Linked DNA regions of Homo sapiens: region 2 is linked to region 1. A link is a loop called in an ENCODE intact Hi-C map of the cell type or tissue named here. Cell type or tissue: PC-9. All regions are shown on one strand. Each heading gives the region's core, and the rest is flanking DNA. Links, peaks and the distances in the headings are about the cores only. Region 1 overlaps COPG2 (coat protein complex I subunit gamma 2). Region 2 overlaps TMEM209 (transmembrane protein 209).

Region 1 (6,056 bases), core at 2,022-6,021:
GAAACAAGAATCGGAGAAGACAAAACAAACAAAAATATCTTTATTTTTAGATGACATGATGGTATATATGAAAACCCTAGAGAATGAATAATAAAACTAACTCGATAATTCACCAAGGTAGCAGGATATAAAATTAACATGCAAAACCAGTAATATTCATATACATAAATGATAACCAGGTAGAAGATAAAATGGAATAAAAAACATTTATAATAGCAATGAAAAAGGTAAGTTATTTAGAAATAAGCATTTTAAAACCATTCAAAACTAATATAAAAATATTTTTTATAAAACATTCTTGAAAGGCATAAAAGCAGATTTGAACAAATTAAAAGACATCCTTGTTCTTAGGATGTTCCAACATCATCAGGATATGTATTCTCCCCTAACTTATGAATTTAACGTGATCCCAACAGAAAATGTCAACAGGGTTTTTTATGAAGCTAGACAACTTGATACTAAAGTTCATTAGAAAAATAAACATGTGGCTGGGCATGGTGGCTCATGCCTGTAATTCCAGCACTTTGGGAGGTCGAGGCGGGTGGATCACCTGAGGTCAGGAGCTCGAGAACAGCCTGGCCAACGTGGTGAAACCTCGTCTCCACTAAAGATATAAAAAATTAGCTGGGCATGGTGGCGGGTGGCGGGTGCCTGTAATCCCAGCTACTTGGGAGGCTGAGGCAGGAGAATCGCTTGAACCTGGGAGGGGGAGGTTGCAGAGTGAGCAGAGATCACGCCGTTGCACTCCAGCCTGGGCAGCAAGAATGAAACTCCATCTCAAAAAAAAAAAAAAAAAAAAATCATGCAAGAATAGCCAGGAAAACAATGAAAATAAAGAACTATGATGGAGGGCTAAGCATCCTACAAAGCTTCTATATTTAGAACAGAGTATAGCAGTAGTATATGAATAAACAGACCAATATATAAGTAGAAAAGACACTCCAGAAACAGACTCAAGTACATACGCAACTTTTTTGAGTTTGTATGAACATACAAACTCAAGTACATATGATAAAGATGATGTCTGAAATTACTGGGGCAAAGACGGTCTTAAAAATTTTCTTTCAGCTTTCCCGTCTACAGAAAAAATTAAAATAATTTTTTTTTAGATAAGGTAATGTGGTTTGGATCTGTGCCCCCAACCAAATCTCATGTTGAATTGTAATCGCCAGTGTTGGAGGTGGGGCCTGGTGGGAGGTGACTGGATCATGGGGGCGGATTTCCCTGCTGGTGCTGTTCTTGTGATAGTAAGTTCTTGTGAGATCTGGTCATTTAAAAGTGTGTAACACTCCTCCACACCCCCCTTGGTCATGCTCCTGCCATGTAAGACGTCTGCTCCTGTTTTGCCTTCCACTGTGAGTAAAAGCTCCCTGAGGCTGCCCCAGAAGCAGATGCTGCCATGCTTCCTGTTCAGCCTGCAGAACTGTGAGCCAATTAAACCTCTTTTCTTTATAAATTACACAGTCTCAGGTGTTTCTTTATAGTAGTGTGACAACATACTAATACAGAAGATCTTGCTCTGTTGCCCAGGACAGAGTGCAATATGATCACAGCTCACTGCAGCCCCAACCTCCCAGGCTCAAGTGATCCTCCCACCTCAGCCTCCCAAGTAACTGGGATTATAGGTGTGCACCACCATGTCTGACTAATTTTTGTATTTTTTTGTAGAGACAGGGTCTCACTATGTTGCCCAGGCTGGTCTTGAACTCCTGGACTCAAGCGATGCCCCTGCCTTGGCCTCCCAAAGTGCTGGGATTAAAGGTGTGAGCTACCACACCTGGCTTTAAATAGAATTTTGGGGGGCAACTAACTGTGTAGTCAATGGAAAAGGATAAGATTGAATCTGTTTATAGCATATATAATAAAAAAATTCAATGGACCAGAGATCTAAATGTAAAATATGAAACTATAAATGTATTAGAAGAGAACATGAGTGAATTACTCTAAAATTTGAAGGGAATATAATTTTTAATTATGAATTCAAAGTCAAATAAAATAAAAGGTTGGCAAATATGACTACCTAAAAAAAATAACACTTTTGCATGTCCAAAGACATCATAAGAAAAGTCAAAAGACAAATGACAAACCGGGAGAAGATATTCATAACATCTTTCACAGATAAAGAGCTAATATCCTGAATATACAAAAAAATTAAGGAAACAAAAGACTAAAAATCCTAAAGAAAATGCGGAAAATGCAGCCTACCCAACCCATTGCAGCTTCTGCCAACACCAACATAAGACTGCTTGTGTCCCTGTAGGTTGCTCCAACATCACTACTGCCCATCACCCACACCACCCCAGCTGCCAGGGGCCGGAGAACCCACTCACACACTGAGCTCACTGCTCTCAGTATCTCTTTCTAGCAAGCCACCTTGAGGCCCAAGGATAGCCCTCTAGTACCCACAAACACTGGAGCCAGTGTAAGCTGGGCCTAAAAATAGGCACATTTGGTGTACTGCTGCCACTACTGGAGCCCAAAGACTGACTGACTATGTGTCCAGATCCCCAGCTAAACTTCACCACAACCTCAACTAATGCCTGTACCCTAAGTCACTGAGGAATCATAGAGACCACTGACCCTGTGTACTGCTCAAGAGGTCATACGAAGATCCCACTACCACAGGCACTCAAAATCAAAGCCAAGGTATCTTAATAACAAATACACGTCTTTAGCAAAAAACTCACTCCTACAAATGCAATTTGAAAAAACTAGAACAGCAACTGCTACACCAGATGCACAAAACTGTCTGCTTGAATACATGGGTAAAGTTTGTTTTTTAAAAGTCTGGATGCATACTAAGTAGAGAGTAAATAGGGTTAGTTATATTACTTGACTGAGTATAAAAAAAGAATGAAGCAATAAAATGTTTCTACTTTTATTCTTTTAACTGAAATTTATTTATTTATTTTTTTAAAATCATCTCTGACATACTCTCACCAGTTCTATTCAACCCTGTTCTGGAAGTACTTTTTTAATTAGGCAAGAAAAACAAAGGAAAGGCATTTGGATTGGATATAAAGAAGTAAAACTGCCTCTATTCACAAATGGCACAATTATTTATATAGATAATCTCAAGGAATACGTATAATGATGACTAGAACCAGTAAAAGTACTCAGCAAGGTTACAGGATACCAAGTTAATATGGAGAAGTATTTTTTAAAAGTTTTTCATTAATAGTAAACAATAAAATAAAAATTTTAATAAAATATCAAAAGCATAAAATATTTAGATATAAATTTAACAACAGATTTGCAAGACCTCTAGAGTAAACACTACAAAACACTGCTCAGAGAAATTAAAGAAGATCTAAAGGGAGAGATATACCATATTCATGAAATAGAAAAATAATGTTAAGATGTCAGTTCTCCCCAAATTGATTTATAGATTCAACACAATCCCAGTCATAATCCTAGCAGGCTTGTTTAGTAGAAATTGATAAATTGGTCCTAAATTTCATAGGAAATGCAAAGGAACCAGAATATTAAAAAAGAAAAAGTTGGAAGACCGCACTACTTAAGAGGTACCATAATGCTACATTAATCAATATTAGTGTGGTACTGGTACTGGATTGACAAACAGTTCAGTAACATAATACAAAGCCCAAAAATATACCTAAAATATATGGGTATTTGCTTTGTAGACAAAGGTGCCAAAGCACTCCAACAGGGAAAAGGAAGTCTTTCCAACAAATTATGGTGGAATACAGTAGATATAGGTATGGAAAAAATACTGAACTTACCAAACAAACAGTAATTCAAGTTGGATCATTGCCTAAAATGTAAAATCTAAAACCATAAAGCATTTAGCCTAAAGCATGAGAAAACAAGTAGATAAAGGTTTCTTAGGGAACAGTAATAACTATGAAAGAAAAAAATTGATAAATTAGACTTCATAAAAATTTAAAACTTCTGCTTCTCAAATGATACCGTTAAGAAAATAAATAGGCAGCCAACAGACTGGGAGAAAATATGATCATGTTTAAACTCTTACCTTGAACTCATCTGAGATTTCAGACACAAAAGAAGATATCTGCTTCATGAGCCGGTCCACACTGCTCTCACTTCCTGTTTTGAGGAGTGTAGTAATGGCTAAGGTAGCAATGCTTCTGTTTGAGTCTGTGATTAAGTTTTCTAAGTCCAGATTGCAGGCAGTAACAGCAGAGGGGTGCTTCATTGCCACCTTGTGGAAGGGCAAGAAAAAAAATTAAGCAAATTGCTTTTGATAAAGGCCAGAACTTAAATTTTAATTGAGGTAAGTGGCAATCCAAAGAGGACAGGATAAGTTAAAAGTAATTGCTTCAAAAACAAAAAGAATGGCTCCAGTTAACAAGGTATATCTTTTAATAAATGATCAACGGCCAGAGTATAGCATCGTACTCTCTTTTGTTAGGTTCCTCTAACCTTTCTAACATTACCATTTTTAAAAAATTATAATTGGCCTGTATTTCCTTATAGTACGTGTGTTCATATACGTCTATTCTATTAGATGTTAGGAGTACTGACAACAGGATCTAGCATAGTAGTCAGTGCTCGACAAAGACTGTTAATATCTTATCAGTTAAAAAATACTGCTGCATTTCAAGACGCAAACTCCAGCCAAACTGCATTATCTATGGTTACTACATGGTCTGCCATTCTCCTGCATCCTTGTTTTTGTTGATGTTGTCCCACCTCTTTGTCTATCCCAATATTGGTATGGAATCCCTTACCCACAATTTGGAAAATCTGAAAACACTCTGGAAAGCAGAGCACTGGGATGAAAATCCATTTAACAGCAAAACATGACCCAAACTAATGCGAAACTCTTTAATTCTTAATTTATACCACTTGACAAGGATAGTCATATGTTTTGTGCAAAAATATTAATGTTTTTTAATGGTGGGATGCTGCCCCAGGCCCACTGGGGTTAGTAAATAAGAGATAACACCATATAACCTTTCTAAAATTTAACTAAAAGCAAATTCTGAGACACATCTGGCCCCAAGATTAGAGATGAGGGATTGTAGACCTGTATCAACTCTTTAAAAACAATTTAGGCCAGGCTTGGTGGCTCATACCTGCAATCCCAGCACTCTGGGAGGCCGAGGTGGGCAGATCACCTGAGGTCACGAGTTTGAGAGCAGCCTGGCCAACATGGCGAAACCCTGTCTCTACTAAAAATACAAAAATTAGCCGGACGTGGTGGCAGGTGCCTGTGATCCCTGCTATTTGGGAGGCTGAGGCATGAGAATCGCTTGAACCTGGGAGGCGGAGGTTGCAGTGTGCCAAGATCGTGCCACTGCACTCTAGCCTGGGAGACAAAGTGAGACTCTGTCTCCAAAAAAAATAAATAAATAAAAAACCATTTAAATTGTTGTTCTATAAAGGTTTCTTCCATGGCTGCTCTAAACTTCTCTTTTCTTCGACTGTTTACACAATTAATTTATAATTATGTATTGCCTATGACAAGTCTTCTATTACATTTAACTTTCATTTACATTTTCTATGCTTATTTAATTTATTCTGTGTTTCTGTATTATATCCTCTAAATCTATACTGTCTAATAACATAGCCAACAGCAACATGTGACTACCAGGCATTTGAAAGGTGGCTAATCCAAACTGAGTATGCTGTAAATGTAAATATACTGGATGTCAAAAACTTGAGATATGTAAAAATATCTATTACATGTTGAGATGACATATTATATGTATTATGATAAAATATACTATTAAAATTAATTTTACCTTAAAAATTTTAATGTGGTTATTATGAAATTTAATATTACATATGTGATTCACAGTGGGTTTCTACTGGACAGGGCTGCTGTAGACCAGCACTGTGCAAGAGAACTTTCTTCAATGACAGAAATGTTCAAGATCTGCACTGTCCAACAGCCACTGACCACATGTGGCTGTGAGTACAAGAAGTGTGACTCATGTGACTGAGGGTTGAATTTTTTATTTTAATTAATTTAAATTGAAATAGCCACTGGTGGCTAATGGCCACCATATTGGACAGTGTGGCTCTTGAATATAAAATGCTTAGAAGTCAGAAATGAGTTATAATCTTCA
Region 2 (6,414 bases), core at 889-4,888, 380 kb before region 1:
AAAATTTCAAAATATCCAACTGTACTAGCAATATCCAATGTTAGGAAAAACATTCCTATATGTGTCATGGTTGCTAGAGTACAAACTGGTAAAAGCTTTTTGGAGAGATGTGTATCTTCTAAGCCTTGAAATATATCCAGATGCATTGGCTCATGTCTGTAATCCTAGCACTTTGGGAGGCCAAAGTGGAGGGAGTGCTTGAGCTCAGGAGTACAAGACCAACCTGGACACCCCATCTCTACAAAAATACAAAAATCAGCCAGGTGTGGTGGTGTGTGCCTGTAGTCCCAGCTACTTGGATGCGGCTGAGGTGAGAGGATCTCTTGAGCCCAGGAGGCTGAGGCTGTAGTGAGCCATAATAGCACCACTGCATTCCCTCTTGGGCAAAAGAGCGAGACTCTGTCTAGAAAACAATAACAAAAATCTTAAAATATTCACACCTACTGACACACAAGTCTACTTCTAAGAAATTATCCTAAAGAAATAATTACAAATGTATACAAAGATTTAGGTAAGAGGATATGCACCGTAGCATTATTGGTAAAGGTAATTACTTAATAACTAAGTTATAGTATATATATTTTAGGCAATTTATATGGCACCCTAAAATTTTACCTTTAGCAGATAAGAGAGTTGAAAATAGGTGATGGAAAATTACTATTATTACATAGTCTTTATGCTTTATACAACTTTGTGATTAATATCTGCTAAGAGTCTTGGGCTTATATCTAGAATATATAAAGAAAACATCTACCACTCAACAAAAAGACAAATAACCAAATTTAAAAATGGGTAAAGGAATCAAAAAGACATTTCTTTTTTTTTTGAGACAAAGTCTCAAAGTCTCGAAGTCTCGCTCTTGCCCCCCAGACGATCTCGGCTCACTGCAACCTCCGCCTCCAGGGTTCAAGCGATTCTCCTGCCTCAGCCTCCCGAGTAGCTGGGATTATAGGCGCCTGCCACCATGCTCGGTTAATTTTGTATTTTTAGTACAGACGGGGTTTTCACCATGTTGGCCAGGCTGGTATTGAACTCCTGACCTCAGGTGATCCGCCCACCTCCGCCTCCCAAAGTGCTGGGATTATAGGCGTGAGCCACCGCGCCCGGCCAAAAAAGACATTTCTAAGAAGATATACAAATGACTGATAAACACATGAGATGTTCAACATCAGTAGTCATCATGGAAATGCAAATCAAAACCAAAATGAGACATCATTTCACGCCTACTGCAGGATGACTATAAAACATATGACAAGTGTTGCAAGGATGTGGAGAAAGCAGAACCCCATACACGCTGGTGGGAATGTAAAATGGTGCAGCTAGGTGCTTTAGAAGAGTCTGGCAGTGCCTCAAAAGGTTAGTCAGAGTTACCATACAGCTCAACAATTCCACCCCTAGGTATATACCCAGGAGAAATGAAAACATAGGTCCAATATAAACACTTGTACGTGACTGTTCACAGCAGCATTATTCATAAGAGCCAAAAAGTGAAAACCACCTAAATGTCAATCAACTGATGAATGAATAAGCAAAGTGTAGTAGATCTATTTTGAATATTATGCAGCAATAAAGAAAATGATGTAATGATAAATTCTACAACATGGACAAACTTTGAAAGCATTATGCTCAGTGAAAGAAGCCAGTCACAAAGTCATGTTCATATTCTGTGATTCCATTCATATGAAATATCCACAACAGGCCTATCTATAGAGACAGAAAATAGACTGGCACTTGCAAAGGACTGGGAGAAATGTATAGAACAGGGGGTGACTGGTAAAAGGTGGAGAGTTTCTTTTTCAGGTGATGAAATGCTTTAAAACTGACTATGGTGATGGTTGCATAACCCAAGACTTTGGACTGTACATTTTAAATGGGTAAATTATATGGTAGCTAAATTACATCTTGATAAAGCTGTCACGTTAAAAAAAAATCAAACTAGATTATAGACATTTGGGGTTTTTCACCCCAAGGTAACAAAATAAGTTAAGCCGTCCATTACAAGAAGTTTTCCACTTGGTAGATTTACTAATAGAAATCCAACACTGGGCTCTGTTTTCACATACCTCCTATCTGTAGCTCTGGACAACCCATTCGTCTCATCTGTGTGCTGACAGACTCAATCTCTTGAACAAGTGGCACTAATATTGTCTCATTGATCCACTAGAAGAAATAAGGTACAGATTTTGGATACATAATTCCCAAGTAGCTGTCAAATAATTACTTTCTTTTTTACAAGCAACTCTAAGAATTTTTTTTACTATCTTATAGTTGAATATTAAAAGAATCATAAAGTATAGTGAAAGAGAATGAAAGTAATAGCTACCCGAAATCAAGAGATGGTTAAATAAATATGCCACTGGAGTGTAAATTAACTAACTTACATTCCTTTTTTTTTTTCGAGATGGAGTTTCGCTCTTGTTGCCCAGGCTGGAGTGCAATGGCGCAATCTCAGCTCACTGCAACCTCCACTTCCCAAGTTCAAAGGATTCTCCTGCCTCAGCCTCCTGAGTAGCTGGGATTACAGGCACCTGCCACCACGCCCAGTTAATTTTTTGTATTTTTAGTAGAGACGGGGTTTCACCATGTTGGCCAGGCTGGTCTTGAACTCCTGACCTCAGGTGATCCGCCTGCCTCAGCCTCCCAAAGTGCTGAGATTACAGGCGTGAGCCACTGCGCCTGGCAACTAAATTACATTCTTAAATAACATGTTTTTATTTTTTTTCCTGAAAAAAAAATATAAAACTTTTAGCTATATGTTAAATTTTTCTTAAAATTTTCTGATTATTATGTTTAGCTAAAAGGATAATCTTCAGTTTACATTTGTAGGGTAACTATTCACACATTTATTAATGTAGTGTTTATATTGGTTTGCAATCAGTAAGATAGTTTTTCAAACTAACATAACTGCCTAACTCTCAGCAGGCTCACCCAATTCCCTAACCATGTGGAAAAACAGAGACTTATTACATTTGAAACTGGCTTTTGAATATTACAATATTACTTTAGGACTGGGACTTTCAAATGCCTTTTCCATGGCTAATATAAAACTAATGCTGGGATGTGAAAAGACTAAGGATACATCCCATCTGGTTTGTGTGTTATTATTTTGTGTATGTGTTTGTAGCAACTTCAATTACCACTTCTGTTTCCATGCTTTTGTTTATCCATAAAATAAAAGGATGAAAAAATGTTTCCAATGAAATACAATATTATAAACAACTGAAACAAAAACCTTCTGGGAACTTAAAAGATTTCTTGTAATCCATGTAAGGAAGCAAATTTTGATATACTGGCAAGACTTGAACTGAATTCACATGAAGCTATTTATAGGCTTTATCCCACTGAGTGTGACTATTCATATGTTTTTCTGCAGAAGTATTAATGTGGTTGATTACTGAGTGTTAACTAGACTCTGGTGTTATAAATTATACGGTACAGGTATACATGTATTGCTTAAAAAAATCCAAAAACTCTAAATTTTATAGCACATGGTCACCTAGGGACTTCAGATGAGGAAATGTATTTGTATTTCTTCTAAGTAGCTAATACTCTGTCTGACTAAGACTTCATATTTTAAACATGTTAGCATTTTTAGACTAGCCTATAACAGAAACTACAACAAACTCCAGTTTCAGGAGATGATTTGACTCATTCATCCTTCCAACATTTACTACATGCATCTTAATTTGCCAGCTGTGACAAATGGTACAAAAGAGTACAGCTGTACTCTTTGGCTGTAACAAAATTACCTAACGTGTCCCAGAGAGAGGTCTAGGCCCCACCCTTATAAATTCTAATTGAGTAAGTCTAGGATTGGGTTCAGGAATTATCCATAAAATGCCATCCAGGTTTCTGTTTCAATAAAGTAGGCTACCATTTTTTGCCCCTCTATTTTGATGCCCTATTTAAATAAGAGTAAAAGGATAAAAAATGAGCACAAGTGATTTCAAAATAGTTCTAGAAGATGCAGAGTGGATGGATGAATGTTGAAGGATGAAACAACAGAAGTAGTAGCCCCTTCAGAGCTAAGTGGAGCTCCGTATAGTGGAAGGGGAAGTCCATATGCCTAACAGAACCCAGAACACACAGGTACTAGAGAAGGTGGGAGGAAGACGTGGAGTTGGAAATAGGGAACTCACTCACTCTGTATATGGAAAAGTTGGCCCAAGATTAGAGGGTTCTTCTCTAGAAAAACAGAAATCATAATCTACTTTGAAATAGCTTCAAGCATATGTTGTCTTATCTCTCTAACTCTTTAAGTTTTCTGAGGGCAAGGACCTCATTTTTGTTTCCCCTCACAATTCTAGGTAAATAAAAGGCTCCAATAGAAAAGCTCTTTGGAAAATAAAACTGAGAACTGAAAAGGGAGGATCTCAATAACTAAACATATTATTCCTTTATCTTCTCAAAACATAACAATTCACTAAATATGGAGGAAGAAAAAAATCTCATGAAAATAAATACCATATAGTAACAGTCATGTTTATCCTTATATATGTACCATTCATACTGTACCTTTATAACTAATATTCTAATTTATAATGAACTCTAAATGATATTCTAATAACATGCTTTGCATATTAAGAGGCACTAATATTGTCCAAAGAGTAATGTCAGAACTTACATTTCTAAATTTAGCTGTCCATGAATCCATATGATCAAGAAGTTGTCTATTCATAGCCACTCTTGCCCAGACCTATAAAAATTCATGTTTAAAATGAACAATCAGTGAGGAAAAATCTTGATAGAAATCATCATTCTTTCTCCCATCCTAAAAAATATTTAATGAACTTTGAAAAAAAATTTCCCAAACATCAATATTCATCTAATTAATATTCAGTAATTTTCTTATTACTCACTTATAAATGCTGTTCACACACAGATTTATCTTTAAAAGTTCCTTACATTGGTATGTGTAAAGAACATTTTTCTTGCTTTTTTTTTTTTTTTTGAGATGGAGTCTCTCTCTGTTGTCCAGGCTGGAACACAGTGACGCAATCTTAGCTCACTGCAACCTCTGCCTCCCAGGTTCAAGCAATCCTCCCGCCTCAGCCTCCTGAGTAGCTGGGACCACAGGCACACGCCACCATGCTGGGCTAATTTTTGTAACTTTAGTAGAGACAGGGTTTCACCATGTTGGCCAGATGGTCTCAATCTCCTGACCTCGTGATCCACCCGCCTCTGCCTCCCAAAGTGCTGGGATTACAGGCGTGAGCCACTGTGCCCAGCCCATTTTTCTTGCTTTTAAGAACAAAATAAAAATTCCATATTTGGTATTAAAGTGACGAAATTACTGACAAATATTCTAATCCAAATATATTTTAAAAGCAAGACTTCTGTATGTGTTAAGTACAATTATATACCTGAGAGCCTTTTTATAATCAATGTAAAAATATGTTTCAGGCAGGGCGCTAAGGTGAACTGTGTGTCACAGAGTAAAATGTATGATATAATTTAGTTTTTAGTTTTAGGCACACAAAGTAAGACAGGAGCTTTCCCACTGCCTAATGTGTGCCAGATTTACATTTCTGTCCAACAGAATGGAAGATTACAGAAAAAATGTTCCAGAAGTAGAAGACTTTCTAACAATGCATAAATCATAAATATTAAGTCACTTTTATTTTCCACTTACCTCTTCTGCGGCTTGTTTAGAGCTGAGATCGGCTTCATCTTTGTTAGCACATGGGGCCTGAGACCTACAGGCAAGCTGATACTGAAACTTCTTTAAAGTTTGTGCATAATCCCCCATAGAACGACTATAGTTCCAGAAAGTAGGACTGCTGGAAGGAGAGGTAGAATCTGGGCTCCCTACAATTGTTAAGATAAACAGTATCAGTGTGTTGTAGCAATTCTGACATCTACAGTTAACACTTATATCTAGGCAATGGCAATCCAGGAATCAGAAGACCAACCCTCAAGGAGATTCTCTTCTCCCCAACATAATTTTCTCTTTAGAGATCACAGTCTGCTTGTGATTAAAAATTTTAAATAGTATTTTCTGAGCCATATCAATTTAACAGTCATAAAAACAATAAGCAGTCAAAGGCATCTGTCTAGTTCTGTTGAAAAGTTAAGCTCGTTTCATTCTCTAAGACTTTTAAATCATTTAGTAAGAAACAAACAAAAGACAAATTTCTTTAGGAAATAAATAGGCCAAGCAAGTTCTTTATTTGAAATTTCTAGAAGCTCTTTCTAAAAGGGATAACTATAGCCTCCTACTAAAAGATTACTCTCCTGGTAACAAGCTAAACTTATTTGTCCCTGTACTTCACTGTGTTTTACTTAACAGCCTGTGGTAATTCCTGAGTTGTACTAAAAGACTATCTGATGGTTATCCTTCTAAATTTATAAATTTACTTTTAAGAAATGTAAAAAAAAGTTCTATTTAGGAATGTACTCCTACAGAGGCCTCTG

Evidence for each region. Peaks named below come from ENCODE experiments on the same cell type or tissue, not always from the same donor. Only the 100,000 strongest peaks of a DNase experiment are listed, where the experiment ranks them.
Region 2: a loop joins it to region 1, with 5 times the contacts of the local background. A loop is called at or near these places in 1 of 110 quality-filtered maps.

The regions. Positions count from the first base shown.
Region 1 is chr7:130,557,039-130,563,094 of GRCh38, forward strand. COPG2 (coat protein complex I subunit gamma 2) reads right to left here. Exons shown (of 24, transcript NM_012133.6): 12 at 3,995-4,183. Among named protein-coding and RNA genes, the nearest start is that of COPG2IT1, 17 kb to the left of the region's middle. In PC-9, for the core only: a CTCF peak has its summit at 4,165 (motif pointing left); a DNase peak (open chromatin) is centred at 4,163.
Region 2 is chr7:130,179,560-130,185,973 of GRCh38, forward strand. TMEM209 (transmembrane protein 209) reads right to left here. Exons shown (of 15, transcript NM_032842.4): 7 at 5,633-5,808; 8 at 4,625-4,696; 9 at 2,064-2,160. Among named protein-coding and RNA genes, the nearest start is that of TMEM209, 23 kb to the right of the region's middle. RefSeq lists an enhancer at 3,475-3,594. In PC-9, for the core only: no CTCF peak of the experiment used is centred there; no DNase peak of the experiment used is centred there; H3K4me3 peaks cover 425 bases; H3K27ac peaks cover 315 bases.